2 separate regions of the Homo sapiens genome follow, and region 2 is linked to region 1. The links are chromatin loops, found by intact Hi-C in ENCODE. Cell type or tissue: endothelial cell of umbilical vein. All regions are shown on one strand. Links, peaks and the distances in the headings refer to the core of each region. The heading gives the core; the rest is flanking DNA.

Region 1 (8,389 bases), core at 2,130-7,129:
GAGGAATGGGGTCTTGCTATGTTGCCCAGGCTGGAATCAAACTCCTGGGCTCAAGCGATCCTCCCACCTCAGTCTCCTGAGTAGCTGGGACTACGGGTGTGCACCACTGCACCCGACTATTGTGTGGTTTTTAACAATTATTTAAAGTATAAAATAAAAGGATTAAAATCAGTTTCTTCCTTTTTGTTTTTTCTTCCTTTTAATTTTTCCTGGTAGAAGAATCATTTTTTTCCCCAAACTTTTACGTGAAACTCCACTGATGTATAAAACCTACCATCAGTGCTGGTCTAGAGCAGGGGTTCCCAACCCCCAGGCTGTGGACTTTGTACCCTGTTAGGTACCAGTTAGGACTGGTAACCTATTAGGACCTGGGCCGCACAGCAGGAGGTGAGCAGCAGGCAGGTGAGCATTGCTACTGAGCTCAGTCTCCTGTCAGAGCCGCAGAGGCATTAGATTCTCACAGTAACACAAACCCTACTGTGAATTGTGCATGTGAGGGATCTAGGTTGTACTCCTTATGAAAATCTAATTAATGCCTGATGATCTGAGTTGGAACAGTTTCATCCCAAAACCATCCCTCCCACTGTCTGTGGAAAAATTGTCTTTCACGAAACTGGTCCCTGGTGCCAAAACGGTTGGGGACCACTGGTCTAGAGGGCAGAGGTTGGCTACCCCGATCAGTTTCTCGTCCTCTTGGTGGCAGGCCTAACAACCCTCCCCTGAACCCTGACTCCCCAGGCCGCACACATTACTAACCAGCTTTGAAGGCCTGCGATCTGTGCAATCCCAGGAGCCTCACGTGTGATTTAACGTTCTGCTGTCACTGTCTTGAAATTCTTAATAATTTTTGAACAAGAGACCCTACATTTTCATTTCTCATTGGGGCCCCCAAATTATGTAGCCAGCCATGGTAGATCAGACACTCTCTGAGTTCTGTTTGTCCCACTCACAAAGTCTCTTGCATATATTAACTCATTTAATTCTCAAAATAGTCTCACGTGGTTGGTATCATTACATAGTCTTTTGTGAGTTTTCACAGTATCAGAACCACTCATCACCCAACCCAGGAATGGGGTCTTGGAAGTCCCAGCCTCTTCCTGAGAAGCATTCTGAGCAGCTGTCAACATCTGGGTCTTGAAATCACAGCTTCAAAGGACTGAAGGTTTCAGGCAACGTGTGGGCTCAAGTCTTTGCAGCCAAAAGCATGTCAATGCTAGACACATCAGTGGCACTTTCATTGCACAGTGTTTCTTTCAAAGCATCTTCCTGATTTCTGTACAAAGTCACTGAGAGTACAGGTGAAGTCAGAATCTACATAAGACATAATAATTTAAAACTTCGTAACCAGTACTTCTGGTTAAAAATAAAATGTAATATCTTTTTGTTATCTCATCTTAGGGGAGGTAGGATGGTTGATGTTTTAGCTGGAAAAAGAATGTGAGAAAATCTGTATTCTATCTCATTCTTTTTTGTTTTGCACCAGCAGAAAGATTAAAATTTTCTTCTCATTCCTCACATATTTGCAGCTTCCTCAATGTCTCCATTTTTCTCATCTGCTGTCAGCTGTATTGTTAAACGTCTGAGAAAAGGTTTTGTATGCAGAAAAGGCTAATTGTATCCGCTTGTGCTTAAATTAATATGCAGTTATTTAAATTACAAATTTAAAAACCTAGTTTTTAATCTAAATTTAACTTAAGCGCATTAGTATTCTATTTATAAATTAATTTTTATTAAAAAACATTACTTTCACACATTCTTTGATTAATGAGTGTTCAATTAATGAATAAATTAAACAGATTAAATTCCTCAAACAATTAACCTCATTTACCAACTAGTTAATTAAACTTCCTGAAAGAGTTTAAATTAAATTTTTACATTTTATATATTTTCCTCTTAAACATTTCAAAGGCCCGAAGGGACTGATAAGCATAAGTAAAAGTTTTCTAAGCACTTATGCAATTCTTATAAATTGAATAAGTCAACTTATAAATAGGGTAAATAAAGGTTTTTTAAAAGTTTAAATAATGTCTACAAACAATTAAATTTAATATTATCTACACTAAATTTTTGTGAGTGATAGAAACCCCTAATTAACATGGCTTAAAGATAGAGTTTTATTCTTCTATATAAAAATTCCCGGCCTGGCACAGTGGCTCACGCCTCTAATCCCAGCACTTTGGGAGGCCAACGTGGGCGGATCACCTGAGGTCAGGAGTTCGAGACCAGCCTGGCCAGCATGGTGAAACCCCCATCTCTACTAAAAATACAAAAATTAGCCGGGCATGGTGGCAGGCGCCTGTAGTACCAGTTACTCTGGAGGCTGAGGCAGGAGAATCGCTTGAACCCGGGAGGCGGAGGTTGCAGTGAGCTGAGATTGTGCCATTGCACTCCAGCCTGGGTGACAGAGCGAGAACTCTATCTCGAAAAAAAAAAAAAAAAAGACCAGGCGCGGTGGCTCACGCCTGTAATCCCAGCACTTTGGAAGGCCGAGGCGGGCAGATCACGATGTCAGAAGATCGAGACCATCCTGGCTAACACGGTGAAACCCCGTCTCTACTAAAAATACAAAAAATTAGCTGGGTGGGGTGGCAGGTGCCTGTAGTCCCAGCTACTCGGGAGGCTGAGGCAGGAGAATGGCATGAACCCGGGAAGTGGAGCTTGAAGTGAGCCAAGATCGCGCCACTGCACTCCAGCCTGGGCAACAGAGCAAGACTCCATCTCAAAAAAAAAAAAAAAAAAAAAATCCTGATTTGAATGGTAGACTGGATAAAGAAAATGTGGTGTATATGTACCACAGACTACTACATAGCCATAACAAAGAACGAGATCATTCATTTGCAGCAACTTGGATGGAGCTGAAAGAGTTGGAGCTGGAGGCCATTATCCTATGCAAACTAACACAGAAACAGAAAACCAAATGCCACATGTTCTCACTTACAAGTGGGAGCTAAACATCAAGTACATATGGGTACAAACAGGGGAACAACAGACTGAGAACTACTTCAGGGTGCAGGATGGGAAGAAGGTGGGGATCAAAAACTACCTATCAGGTACTATGCTTATTACCTGGGTGACAAAATAACCTGTACACACAACCTCTGTGACACACAATTTACCTATATAACAAATCTGCACATGTACCCCGGAACCAAAAATAAAAGTTAAAATAAATAAATAAATATTCATGATTTGGACAGGGACCGTGATTCTTTCAGCTGTCAGCTCTCCTATCCCAATGGGGTATCATTTAGGGTGTGGGCTTCCTCATTGCCCAAAATAGCTGCTCAAGCCATCACACTCACATCCTCACATCCCCACCAGTGAGCAGGAGAAGGGGAACACAGGGCATGCCTCTCATTTTAAGTTGCCCATACACTTCCACCTAACTCACATTGTCCAGAATTTAGTCACCTGGAGATGAAAAAGAGGCAGGAAAATGTGTTTTTTTTCTGTGCAGGCACGCATTGGGCTAAAACCTCAGGATTCTGTTATGACAGCAAAAGGGAGAATACATATTGGGAAATAAGTAGCATAAACCTATCACAAGTTCTCATCTGCCTTGAAATTAAATACCACAAATCTAAAATTAATTTTAACTATTTTTAAAATTAGATCTAAATCATATGTAACATGTATTACCAATTCCCAGCTGCGTGACTTTTCTGTGAGACCATCTTTATCTGTAAAATGGAGACAATGATAGCAACCACATGAGACTATTTTGAGAATTAAATGAGTTAATATATGCAAGGTGTTTAGGACAGTTATTGGTACTTAATAAATAAGAGTTGACCCTTGCACAATGCCGGGGTTAGGGGCACCAACCCCACACACAGTCAAAAATCCAGGTATAACTTTCGACTCCCCAAAACTTAACTACTAATAGCCACCTGTAGACCAGAAGCCTTATCAATTACATAATCAGTAAATTAACACAGATTTTGTACGTTATTTGTATTATATACCATATTTTTACAGTAAAGTAAGCTAGTGAAAAGAAAATGTCATAAAGAAAATCATAAGGAAGAGAAAACATATTTACTATGTTGGAAGTGAATCATAAAGGTGAGTCATAAAGGTCTTCATCCTTGTGATCGTCAGGTTGAGTAGACTGAGGAGGAGAAGCCGGGGGTTGGTCTTGCTGTCTCAGGGGTGGCAGAGGCAGAAGAGGTGGAGGACGTGGAAGGGAAGGCAGGAGAGGCAGGCACACTCGGGGTAACTTTTATTTTCAAAAACCCTCATATAAGTGGACTCTCGCAGTTCAAACCCGTGTTCTTCAAGGTTTGACTGTTCTACAAAAGCCTTAGCTCTGTTATGCAAAGGAAAGGAAATGAGACTCACAGGGCTTATCTTGGAAAACCCACACCAGTGCCCAGAAACCACTGCTTCCTTTTCCAACAGCCCAGAAACCATGTCCTGACATCAATTTCAAGCCAGGTTTCAGAAAGGAAGACACGGTTTCTGTGCAAGGGCATGATATGACCAAGTCAGTCCTGGCACAGAAATCCTCACTAGCTCCCTTCTGCCAGTGTGCTTGCCTGCCTTCCTGTCTTTTTCCCTTTTCTTTCCTCCTTTCTGAAATCCAGAAACCACCCCGCATGTTCACGTGCCTGATATAAAATGGTGTAGTATTTGCATATAACCTATGCACATCCTCCTATGTATACTTTAAATCAGTTCCAGATTACTTCTAATACCTAAGACAATGTAAATGCTATGTCAATATTATATTGTATTGTTCTTAAACTTTTATTATTTTATTGTTGTATTGTTATTTTATATTGTTGAAGATATTTTTTAGCTTTTAGGTTCAGGAGTACATGTGCAGGTTTGTTACGCAGGTAAATTGCATGTCACGGGGGTTTGGTGTACAGATTATTTCATCATCGAGGTAATAGCATAGTACTCAATAGGTAGTTTTTCAATCCTCCTCCTCCTCCAGCCCTCCACCTTCAAGTAGTCCCCAGCGTCTGTTGTTCCCTCCTTTGTGTTCATGTGTACTCAATGTTTAGCTCCCACTTACAGGTAAGAGCATGCAGTATTTGGTTTTCTGTTTCTGTGTTAGTTCGCTTAGGGTAACGTTTAAAATATTTTGGATCCACAGAACCCACGGATAAGGAGAGTTGGCTGTATAGATATGACGATGAATATTTACTTATATAAATGTGTCTTCCACCATTGCCTTCTCTTCTGTTTAATTGGTTAAAACATTCATTGAATTACAATTACTTTCATACAATACGATTTGTCAGACAAACTTTCTTTTCCTCAACTTCTAGATAACTTTAAATCCCTTGCCTTGGCATTTAAGAAAGCTCCCCTTCCCTGGAAATCTTTCTTCCCTCTTCTTCATTCATCAGAACAATATTTGATTCAGGTCTCTTTTACTGTGTGAAGCTCTTGGAAAGTATTAGAAAATCCAGGCTACCCTTCTGTAGGCATTCTTTCCATAATGGTTTCTCTACAATCCTGTAGCACTTACATAAACCATTATTTGCAGTCAGCATGCTACTAACTATTGTTGTTATTTATCTTTATCTAAACTGAAGTTAAAGACTGTTTGGACATCCTTTTATCCTCTGCCTTACTTAGCGCAGAGCCTTAGATTTGTAACTGATGAACATTTGGTAATAGAGATGAGGTTGCTATTACCACCACGTAAGGGGATTTCACAATGATGTTTTTTTCCTAAATATCTATGAAGCCCTGTAGGAACTACCTGCCCTAATTTCGTTCATTCGACGTGCTAACAATTTCTATAGTTCCAGCTCTGACATCACTCTTGCTTAGAGTCTAACGGGAGAGTTTCAGCTTCCAAGAACTTTCTTTACTATCATAGGAAATGACACAGTTTCTCTCCCTCCCCCTTACTCCCTTTCTTTTTCTTTCTTTGAACTCAATTTCCTTAAAAACAGTGATTTTATCATTTTACTAACGGGCTAGAAGCCAGGGACTTCCCAGATGTACAATGAATAATATTCTCTTTCTCCCGGAGGTCAAAATCTTCGCCGCCTGAGGTTTTATGTATTTGACTCCTCCAGACAGTCATTTCTCTTTTTAATGCCTACTCTGTTCCAGGAGCTTTATGTACAATAAAGCCACTGCATACCTACAGTAAGCTGCAAGGTAGCTATTGTTTCCCCATTTTATTAATGACAGAAGTGAAGCTCGGAGGTATTCAGTAGTGTGCAGATATCTGTCTGTACTGGCACAGTTTAAAAAGAGGCACATTCAAACCAGAGTAGCCTACTTAACTACTAGTTTCACAATAGTAATTGAGAGTAAATTAAAATATTACAAACCCCTCCAGGGAAAGGTACTCATTAAAAGGTTTAGATTCCTGTGGGAATATAAATCAACACATATTTACTCCCCTCTAAGTTTACTTCCTGAAATCTCTGGGCCCTCGGCGAAGCCTTTTGCTAACACATTTAGGGCTTAGGGTTTTCTCTGGGATCCCATATCCTTCTTAAGTGTCACGTCTCAGGACTCATTGAGCAGGGGGTGGCCTGGTGGCTGGCAGGTGGGACAAGCTGGGACTACACCATCCCTCCTGCTGGAGTGGAGCAGATGTTGGGGTTAGAGCCAGCTGCCGGCCTGGGACGAAGTCTGTTTCTGCAGCACCAAGAGGTTACATCACTGGATGAGAAGAGGTGGCTCAGGAAAGCTGTCAAGGTCAAGGTCACGAGATCCAAGATGCGACTATGAGGATGCCCTGTGTTTGTGGGTGCTGCTGTTTGTGATTCTTCCCGTAGGCTGGGAACTTCACTTAGGTTCTCTACCATCTTTATTTCTTTATGTCTTTCTTTATTTTTTGAGACAGAGTCTCGCTTGTGTTGCCCAGGCTGGAGTGCAGTGGCATGATCTCGGCTCACTGCAGCCTCTGCCTCCAGGGTTCAAGCAATTCTCCTGCCTCAGCTTCCAGAGTAGCTGGGATTACAGGTGCCCACCACCACGTCCGGCTAATTTTTGTGTGTTTTTAGTAGAGACGGGGTTTCACCACGTTGGCCAGGCTGGTCTCAAACTCCTGACCTCAAGTGATCTGCCCGCCTCAGCCTCCCGAAGTGCTGGGATTACAGGTGTGAGCCACCGTGCCAGGCTTCTCTATAATCTTTGAAAAGGGCTTACCAAAGCACAATCCATGAAGCACAATGCTTTGAGCACAGAAAAGGCTCTGGGGTCAAATAAGTGCGAGAAACAAATGCACTGTTCCCAACCCACCACGGAAATTGGATGACTAACAGCTCTCAAACTATGAAAATAAGCAAACAAACAAACCAACAAAACCTTGTAATCAACAAGCCATACCACAAGCAGTTAAAATATGAATATGTAATATGCAATGTGTCGTGAGAAATCCTGAGAAATCTTTATTAAAAAGAAGGAGAGAGATAAGATGGCAGCCCAAATGCAGAGTGAAGAAATCATTTTTTCCTAAAAGAGAGAAAACAGAAGCAGGTTTTAATACAGAAGCAAAGCAACAGTGCGGAGGCAGAGCCTGAGGATGTCAGAAGTATACTTATACATCTGTTTCCTCAAAGAAATTGGGAGCTCCCAGTGGAATCCCAGCAGAGGCACTCAAGCAGAGGTTTTGAAATTGCGAACAGCGTTTATAACTAATGGAATAGAATCCCCAAAAACCAACAAGGGTCTGAACGAAGGGAGCCTTAGGAAAGAGAGTGCACACATGCTTTCTCTGAGATAGAAGGGGAGTGGGAGATGATGAGGGAAAACACGGGAATATTTTGAATGGAAAAAAGGCTGCACACAGGAGTTGTTTGGCAGTGGAGAGAAGATTCTCATCAGCTGGCCTTGATCAGTGCAGTAAGGCAGAGGCGAGGTCACCGCCCACAGAGGGAGCTGGCAGCATTCAGGGGCTGGCAGAGTGGGAAGGAGCTGAGGAAGACAGAAACCAGCTGTTGGGGCCCATATATTTTGGAGTTAACCAGAGACTCAGAAGAGGCCGGGCGCAATGACTCATCTCTATAATCCTGGCTCTTTGGGAGGCTGAGGCAGGAGGATTGCTTGAGCCTAGGAGTTCGAGACCAGCCTGGGCAACATGGTGAGAACCTGTCTCTACAAAAAGCAAAAAGATACAAAAGTTAGCCGGGTGTGGTGGCGCATGCTTGCAGTCCCAGCTACTCGGGAGGCTGAGGTGGGAAGATGGCTTGAGCCCAGGAGGTCGAACCTGCAATGAGCAGTGATTGTGCCACTGAACTCCAGCCTGGGCAACAGAAAAAGACCCTGTCTCAAAAAAAAAAAAAAAAAAAAAAAGTCTGGGCGTGGTGGCTCACGCCTGTAATCCCAGCACTTTGGGAGGCCGAGACGGGTGGATCACGAGGTCGGGAGATCAAGACCATCCTGGCTAACACGGTGAAACCCCATCTCT
Region 2 (8,389 bases), core at 1,522-6,521, 89 kb after region 1:
GACACGGTAGTCGTATAACTTGATCCCCTCAGCCTCTTGTCAGCTGTACTTCAGAAGCTATAGTCTCCATTAATGGAGGGTCTGGATTGTAGAGTCATTGAGAAAGAAGAGAGAGCAACCTTTGACGGTGATCTGCGGCCCTGTCCAGGACCTTGTGCCATTGATAGTTCTTGTTCCTGTGAAATATTAATCTGTGGTATGAAGGTGGGAGTCACAAAGGGAGGAGGGAGCCAAGTTTTGGGGGCTTGGTACACATGCCTGGAGAAACATGTAGATAAGTTGCGAATTGGCAGATTGTTGTGGGAAAGAAGCCTCAACTAAGAATCTGGCACTCTGATCCCTACATTGATTAGCTGTGTGATATTGGGCAAGTCACTTAAGCAGTTATAAAATTGTTAGAACGATACCAGCCCAGCCCTCACTGGGAGGGCTTTAAGGATCAAATGAGATCACATGTAAAATGCTGTAAAAAATTAAATAATAGTGTGATTTTTGAGTTTTTATATGGAGTACATTAGCTACATTTTAGACATCCTCACCCAAACCTCTGGTAAAAGCACCTGCTTTTCCACTGACTTCCAGGCCTGTGACTCTAATTCCATCCCTGTACCCTAAACTAGACTGGAGCCTGTTTGGATGCCAGGTAGTTCCCTTGAAGTTTTTTGGAAGATAGTGCTGTCTCCTGGGCAAGACAATAGCAGGAGCTCCTGATTCCTGCATTGGCCTGTCTGCAATCCCCTTTCTTGGGAATGCAGTAAATTCTACAAAGTCATCATTCATCTATCAGTTACACAGGAATTGTTCCCTGTTCTTAAAAGTTTGGAACATTGGCTGGCTGCAGTGGTTCATGCCTGTAATCCCAGCATTTTGGGGAGACTGAGGTGGGTGGATCACTTGAGCCCAGGAGTTCGAGACCAGCCTGGGCAACATGGTGAAACCCCATCTCTACAAAAAATGCAAAAAACTGGCCAGGCATGGTTGTCCCAGCTACCAGGGAGGATGAGGTGGGAAGATCACTTGGGCTCAGGAGGTTGAGGCTACAGTGAGCCACGATTGCACCACTGTACTCCAGCCTGGGAGACAGAGTGAGACCCTGCCTCAAAAAACAAAAACAAATAACCAGTTTGGAATGTTATGAATAAAGTGTTCAGGACTCAGTTTCATACTTAGGTGGAACTGTTCTTGCCGGGTAGCTTTAGAATGAAGATTTGCTAGGATTTGAGGTTATAAAGTAAATATGTCTTTTGTGGGCAGCCATACTCTGATGGTTAAGGTTGGGAACCCCAGATGTGGCCTCCTTTGCTCTGGTGGCAGTTTTCAATGCCACATGATGTTGGGACAAGCAAATCACTACCTTTGCTAGGTCTCGCCGCCTTTACTTGTGAACTTGCTGTATTCCTGTGCATTAACTCCTGTCCCTGTTGACTGGGTTGGTGTTCAGAAAGTGATCTGAGCTGAATATCAAAAATGTGTAGTTTTTAAACTGAGTGGCTGTATGACGAGTATTTTTCAAAGACGGTTATCAGCCTTTGTAGGGCCTCTGAAGGAGCCTGTGACTTCCTCGTACAATTAGAAAAATAATGCTCTGCATTAGTTATCTTAGAAAACTGCTGCTGGTCTTAAATTAGGTTCCCTAGAAGCAGACTCTGAGACCAGGAGTGGGGTGCTGAAGGATTTTGGGGGTGAGCTCTCAGGAGACACCTGTAAGGAAGGAACAAGGCAAGATTGGGCAGAGGAGAAGCTGACTGGCAAATGTGGTTGCGTCTGAGACCCCAGCCACTTCTATGGGGAGCGCTGGATGGTTCTTCAGAGCTGTCCCCATTTGAGCAAGGGGCTGGACTTTTGTTTGCCTACATCAGCTAATTCCTGGCAACTGGCCACCCCTTCTGGGGGTATCACTTTGGGTGAGGCTGTGTCCTGCAGCTGGCTGAGGACCTTCCTTGTGAACCATCAGCAGCTGGGGATGGGTGTATTGGCCCTAAAAAGGACGTCTGGGTGGAGCAATATAGTGTCTACTATACTGTCCCAAAGAATCTAACCCTTTGAGAAAGAAACAAGTGGGTAGCGCCAAATGCCCGGCATATGGCAAGTCCCTTTATATGGAAAGTTAGAAAGTCTGGATCCCTTAGCAAAACTGAGGGAAGAGATTATAACTGCTTTGTGAACTATTAAATAAACAGATCTCCAGCCTCTTGGAAGTTTATGAGATCCTTGGATAATATGTACACCTGATTACGGTGTAACAGGGCTTAGCCTCTATATTTGTGAAATGACTGACCCATAATTGAATAATTTTCCCCAAGCATGAATTACTGCACGTTCAGAATATTCATCCTATGTGTATATAAATGCAGTTGAATGGGTCGCCGTAACAAAAGGCAAGCAAGTGAGTGAGGCACACAAACTCAGACTTAGAACCTTCCAGGGGGCCCTGGGGATGGAAGGCAAATATAGGAGGTTATAGCTTTGGTTCCTGAATCACCTTATGTGATATTTTAGTCATAGTCGAGGATAATGATTTAGGAGTTAAATTGCCAAAGGATAAGTCAATATGCTTTGGCGGGGGTAGGGAAGAATCAATTTTCTGGCATTTCCGAAAGCCAGTTGCACTGAACAAATGTCTAAAACTGGCATGGTTTGTTGTATAAGTGGGATGAGTAGACAAAGCCAAAGTTATACCTAATCTCTTTCCCAACTGCAGATTAAGTCATATCTGTAAAAGGCAACATGGTTTTTCTTCTGCATTTTCTGCCTTCTAGTAAGTGAAGGAGGCAATGGGTTGTGCTCCTCCATCATCTGAGTAGTTTGAGTGTATTTTGGGGACTGGAGGTGGGGAAGCCTGATGACTTCGTCGTGGCATAGAGCAAAGGTGATCGGGGGTGTGTGTTCAGACCATGGACTTCGCTTCCCAGTGAGCCCCCTGGACTCTGTGTATTCTTTGCCTTTATCTGCATTGCCACCTGGAAGCTCCGTAATGTCAAGTCCTGGAAGATATTACTAACCTGTTTCCATTATGGGTGTAGTAGAAATATAAGTAGGTCACTGTTCCTAATTCAGAAACTGAAGAGAGTCAAGCTGCCATGGTGACAGGTTCTGTATAAAAACACCCACCTCTGAACCTCTTGGAGAGATGTGATGATTTGGTCATTGGATGTGAAGGGGATAATCTGCCAGCTGGTTTATTGCATTGGCTAGAAATAGGAGATGCAGAAACTAAAAAGCTCTCAAGAAGTCATCAGATGAGAAGGAAATTAATGTAGCATAGTGATTCTGCTGTAGAGGAAAGGCTAAAGGTGAGACTCTTGAATATGTGCACCATTTCTTCTGCAGCTCTTGACTTGGATGATCCTTCTCAGTGTGATCCCACGAGTGTTTGGTGATGATCTGATAGTAGAAAGGGCAGAGCGATTTAACTTTGTGCACATCTTCCTCTGACTTCTCCATCTTTCTAACATGCCTGTACGTGTGCCTTTATCATTGGCATTCTGGAGTTAGGGACATGACCTTTTCTACAGTCCGGATGAGGAATCTCCAACTATGACTTTTCATTGTGACTCACGTCTGCAAAGAATGAATAAAGAAGAATTTGTTGGCCAGGAAGTGTGTACTATGCAGAGAGAAATAATTGTTGTTGGGAAAGAAACTTTTGAAGAACCAGAATTAAAAAAAAAAAAAAAAGAAGAATGAAGGAAGTCTATCAAGAAAAGGAAGAACCAGAAGTGATCTGCAGGGTGTTGCCTGGAGATATGGGAAATAAATCAAGAACAGAGAAATGGGAAAAGATAAAATAAAAAACATTGCCGGTTAGGACCAGCTGGGGTCCTAGGAAAGTGGCAGTTCCAGCGGGGCTTGGAAAGCTACTGAACCACTCACTTATGCACACACAACTGCCCCGCCCTCTCCCCTTCTTTGGCCCCCATTCACCTGGTGTAGGAGGGTCTGACACCCTCACCAGGGAGAGTGCTATTTGGCTGTTTTGAAGGCGAGACCTTGAAGCGTGGGAGAGCTTCGCCTCTTTCGTAAGCTGATGTTGCGTAACCTCCCGGAGAGTCAGGACCTAGTGGTTAAGGACACAGGCTTTGAAGCCAGGCAGATAGGGTGTGACTTAAATGCTGGACCTCAGAAAAATGGCTTATTGTGAAGGGTTTAATGGAGCATAATGAAGTAAGTGCTCAAAACTGTTGTTAATATATGCCAAGAGTTATAACTAAATTTGTAAAAAGCACCTTCTTATACTCTCAGGCAAACTTTGAACCCGAGCTCGGCTTCAACAGGGAGCTGGACTCTATCAGTGGCCCCATGGGGGAGCTGGGCAGTAATCCAAGGCTCCGGGTGGGGTGTTTGAAGCAGCTGCAGATCCTCGTGAAGGGCTCTGGGTGCCCATACATTGTCCCTATGGAGTTTCTGTACTTAAAGCCCCTGATTTTTTTTGTAAGCTGCTCCAGCTGGGATGTCTGCACACTCACACATGTTAACCTAGAATGGATTCAGGAACTATTTTAACATTTACATGGATAATGGGTTGCTTTGTTAAGTCATATGTAAATTTTTATTTAGCTCCTAACCATCTCCTGTACACAAGACACTGGACTCACAGGAGTGCAAAATGCAATGGTGTTAGGGGTTTGTATGGATATGTTATTCGTGCTTTATGACAACTCAGAGAGAGGTAGGTAATATTACCAGTTTTACAGAGATTAAATAACTTGCCCGAGATCAAACAGAGATTATACCTTACTACATGGACTCTGTGCCACCGCGAATTGTAAGACACATTCCAATATTGGAGATGTTAAATTAACCTTTAAAATTAACGAAATGTGGTAAGTCACAGAGCCTCGATTCTACCCCATACTTGGCTGATTTCAAAGTTTGTGGTTTTTTCCCTCATCACATGTAAGGGCTTGCAATCCTGTCTTAACTGGTGAACATAAAACAAACACAAATAAGAGGACAATTAACATTTGTAAGACTTGAAAGGGTGGCATTAATAATAATAATAATGGTTGGTGTTTATCACTCACTTACTCTGTGGCAGTGCTTTCATGTGCTTTGTTTGGGGGTGGGCACTAATTTTATATATATATATATTTTTTTTTTTTTAACAAACGTGAAAACTGAGATAGGTACTCTTATTCCCATCTTCTAAAGAGAAAACTGAAACAAAGATTAGTTATGTGACCTTGGGAGATCTTCTCCAAGATCACATAGCTTGTAGTAAAAGTCAATCTGCACCATGGTAGTTAAGAGTTCAAGTTTACTTATAACCACGACAGACCTGGTTTGAGTTCCAGAAGAGTGTGATCTGATAGACAGGTGCTCAGTGCTCCAGGAGCACCTAACCCAGCCTTGTGGGGGTCTGCAGGCACTCCCAAAGTGGACGGCACCTAAACTGAGAAGGCAGTGTCCATCTCTCTATCGCAGGCCACCGTGCTGCTAAAAATAATCATGGTTGCCCTATGTTACTGACCTCCACTAGTACTACGAAGGTCTAAACCTGGCATTAGCTAGTAGGAACTGGCTTTATTTATAGTTTACATCCTTTCCACTTCCCAAGAGCAACAGAGGAGGTTTAAAAGGAACATTGTAAATTAGACAGTTGCTGAGAACCAGAATGATGGCTACATAAAAGGTCTTGGAAATCCAAAAAAATAGAAAAAAAATTATTTGATGTTCCATTGTGTAATGTAAGTCTCTGGAGATGAACAGCTGGGTATTCTTCCTACAACTTTTAGGCTACGGCGTGTAGTCTCCGGTGCCAAGAGAGCTCACACACTGGCCAGCCAAAGTCTCTGTAACAACTCAATCACTTGGCTTTTCATGTTCGTCTTAATTCTTTTTACAGAATTAATGATTTTTATTTTGAGTTAACATATTGCTAAAGGATGTGAAGATTGTGTGTCAAGCTGGCATCTTGAAATAAAACAGTATGTTTACAAATGGATAGATATCCTGTCATTAAAAATAAATTTTGACAGACTGTGGTTCATAAGGAGACCCATATTAGAAGACACCGAAAGAGCCTTCAGAACATCAAATCATAATTGCTGAGTAGCAGACTGCGTTCCAGGTCCGTGTCTGCCCCTTCAAGAACATCTGACCCCTAGTTTCCTCATCTTTAAAACAAGGGGGATGGGTTAGATATTCCCAGATTTCTTGAGCTCTAAAATTTGTTTGACTCAAACATTTCTAATGAATTCTCACACAGCGTTTGTTCTGACTAATTCATCAGGGTGCCTGCCTAACAGTAAATGTTGAATTTGTTTATCTCCGAGTTCTGTTGTCAATGAATTGAAATGGGTGTTATATTTTAAATTCTGATTGTCCACTGATTGCATGTCAAAGAGAATGTATTGCGGGCATTTCTCCTGCATGTCTTTGGAATAGAGAAATTTATTGTTAATGAAGAGAATTGAACCGCTATCAGGTTAGGGGTCAAGAAACCTTTTGGCTGCAGTAATCCCAGACAGTCGACTCCAGAGCCACCGGCCAGCCAAGTTGTCTTGAACTGCAGTCAGGAACGCTGACACTGGATCAAAAGGCAACTGTTTTGGTTAGTTTGAGAGAGGTTCTGCTGCAATGGAACTTTGAGGGTGGGACTAAGGAGAAGGCAGGGCTGAGGATGGGAGAGAAAAATTGTACTCACTGTTATGTACCAGAGGTGGAATTCTAGTTGTGATTCCAAATCGATGTTTCTCAGGGAGAAAAAGCTCTTCTCTTTTTCTCTGGTTCAAGACCATCTGACAACTCGGAACATAACTCATTTGATAACTCTGAACTTAAGTTAAAGAAAACATTATTCAATGATACTTGTTAAAGCATGGAACAAAGGATCATTGCTACAGGGCTTTGCAGTGGGGGAGAGAGATTGCGTTCGATTCTGAATATTGCATGGACAAGTGGGCATTTATAGCCAAGGAGCAGGGTGGGAGTCAGTGGATGGAAAAATACTAAGAGGAATGTTGGGGTAAGGGGGATTCTGGCTAAATTAACCTAACAGGATTCTTGCTGAAGATAGGCCAGGGTGATCGGACACCTGGGGGATGGTGGAGGATGAGGAGACTGATCAGATACCGAGAGTGGGAGGTTCTTGCTAAACTGACTTAGCAGGGTTCTTTGCTAAACTTGGATTTTACAAGGAAGTGCACGCAGAGGCCTAGGAGAAGATTTATGAGCCTGACTAAAGTTTGGCCAGAAAAAGAATCTTTGCTACATAACTCATTTGATAACTGAACTTAACTCATTGCCAGATGACCCCATATACTGCCCAGGCTGGGGATAGAGGGTGACTGAAAATAAAGACGAACTCAAGCTTACGATGACATGAAGAGAGTGAAACTACAAGTCTGATCTCTCCCCAGGCCCTCAACAATGCCACCACTGTCACCACTCAGTCCAGCTGGGCCGGGGATGGTGCTCACCCACACTCTGGATGAATGCTGTTTTGTGCTCTGCTGTGTTGGTTCTTCTGCAGCCCTTTCTGTCTTACCGATAGGTTGCCCCTGCCCCGCAGGAGCCAAGAGTGCCCAGTGAAGCTTTCTCTGTGGATGGGACTGATACACACCATGACATGTGTTGGGAAAGTCCCTGGTGCTGGATGAGTTCTCCTTCAATAGCTTTGAAGTTATGTGGCTGACCCTGTAGGAGTAATTGGTTTCTTATGAATGATGACCTATGAATTAAATAGGAAGCAATTCTTGTCTACAAAGTTTATCTCCAGTGATAAGGAAAAGACCCCCAAGGAAGCTCATCGATATTCGGGGACTCAGCATTCACAACTGCAGGGGGCACCATTCATACCATTCATGTGGCCCTAATTCAATGCTCTTGTAATTCTTCATACTTAGAACATTTTTGGGTGATCCTCTATTAGAACAGGCAGATGGAGTTAAGCTGGCTGCAGCCAACGATCAAATGGTTCCTTAAGTATTCCTACTTTTCTTCCCTCCTCTTTATCTTCCAATTGAGTAAATAGATGCTTTCTGAATTATACGTGTTACTTAAAAAACTGATTAAAGAAGCAGTTTATAAGCAACTCTTGCTAAGTGCCTTGGGTAAACCTGCTGTCTCACAGAATTGAGCAGGGCAGAAAAAGGCATCTTTTGGAATGCCAGTGTTTCATCTAAGTTTAATTTGATACCAAGGGCTGCTTGACAGCACCCATCTGGTTAACACTGAGTGCTTAGATGTATATTACGGTAAATGGCTTAAAACTGGCAACTTCTAGACATTAGCTCACAATCCCGTTAAGATTCCTGTTAAGCCCTGGGGATAATGCACAGCCTGGTGTAATCAAGAAAACTGTAGCAGTTACACTCATCCCAACATCCCAATTATTCCTAACTTAAATGTTGCCATCCGCCAGATTTCTCAGCCTAGTGAAGCTGTT

The links. A loop is a pair of places that touch in the nucleus more often than their neighbours do. Peaks named below come from ENCODE experiments on the same cell type or tissue, not always from the same donor. Only the 100,000 strongest peaks of a DNase experiment are listed, where the experiment ranks them.
Region 2: a loop joins it to region 1, with 7 times the contacts of the local background. A loop is called at or near these places in 1 of 110 quality-filtered maps.

Annotation. Positions count from the first base shown.
Region 1 is chr12:27,456,466-27,464,854 of GRCh38, forward strand. The region is part of intron 1 of SMCO2 (single-pass membrane protein with coiled-coil domains 2); the gene reads left to right. Among named protein-coding and RNA genes, the nearest start is that of SMCO2, 14 kb to the left of the region's middle. In endothelial cell of umbilical vein, for the core only: no CTCF peak of the experiment used is centred there; DNase peaks (open chromatin) are centred at 4,386 and 5,906; H3K4me3 peaks cover 254 bases; H3K27ac peaks cover 3,650 bases.
Region 2 is chr12:27,545,902-27,554,290 of GRCh38, forward strand. All of the region lies in intron 1 of PPFIBP1 (PPFIB scaffold protein 1), which reads left to right. Among named protein-coding and RNA genes, the nearest start is that of PPFIBP1, 26 kb to the left of the region's middle. RefSeq lists an enhancer at 2,908-4,107. In endothelial cell of umbilical vein, for the core only: no CTCF peak of the experiment used is centred there; DNase peaks (open chromatin) are centred at 3,580 and 3,930; H3K27ac peaks cover 2,722 bases.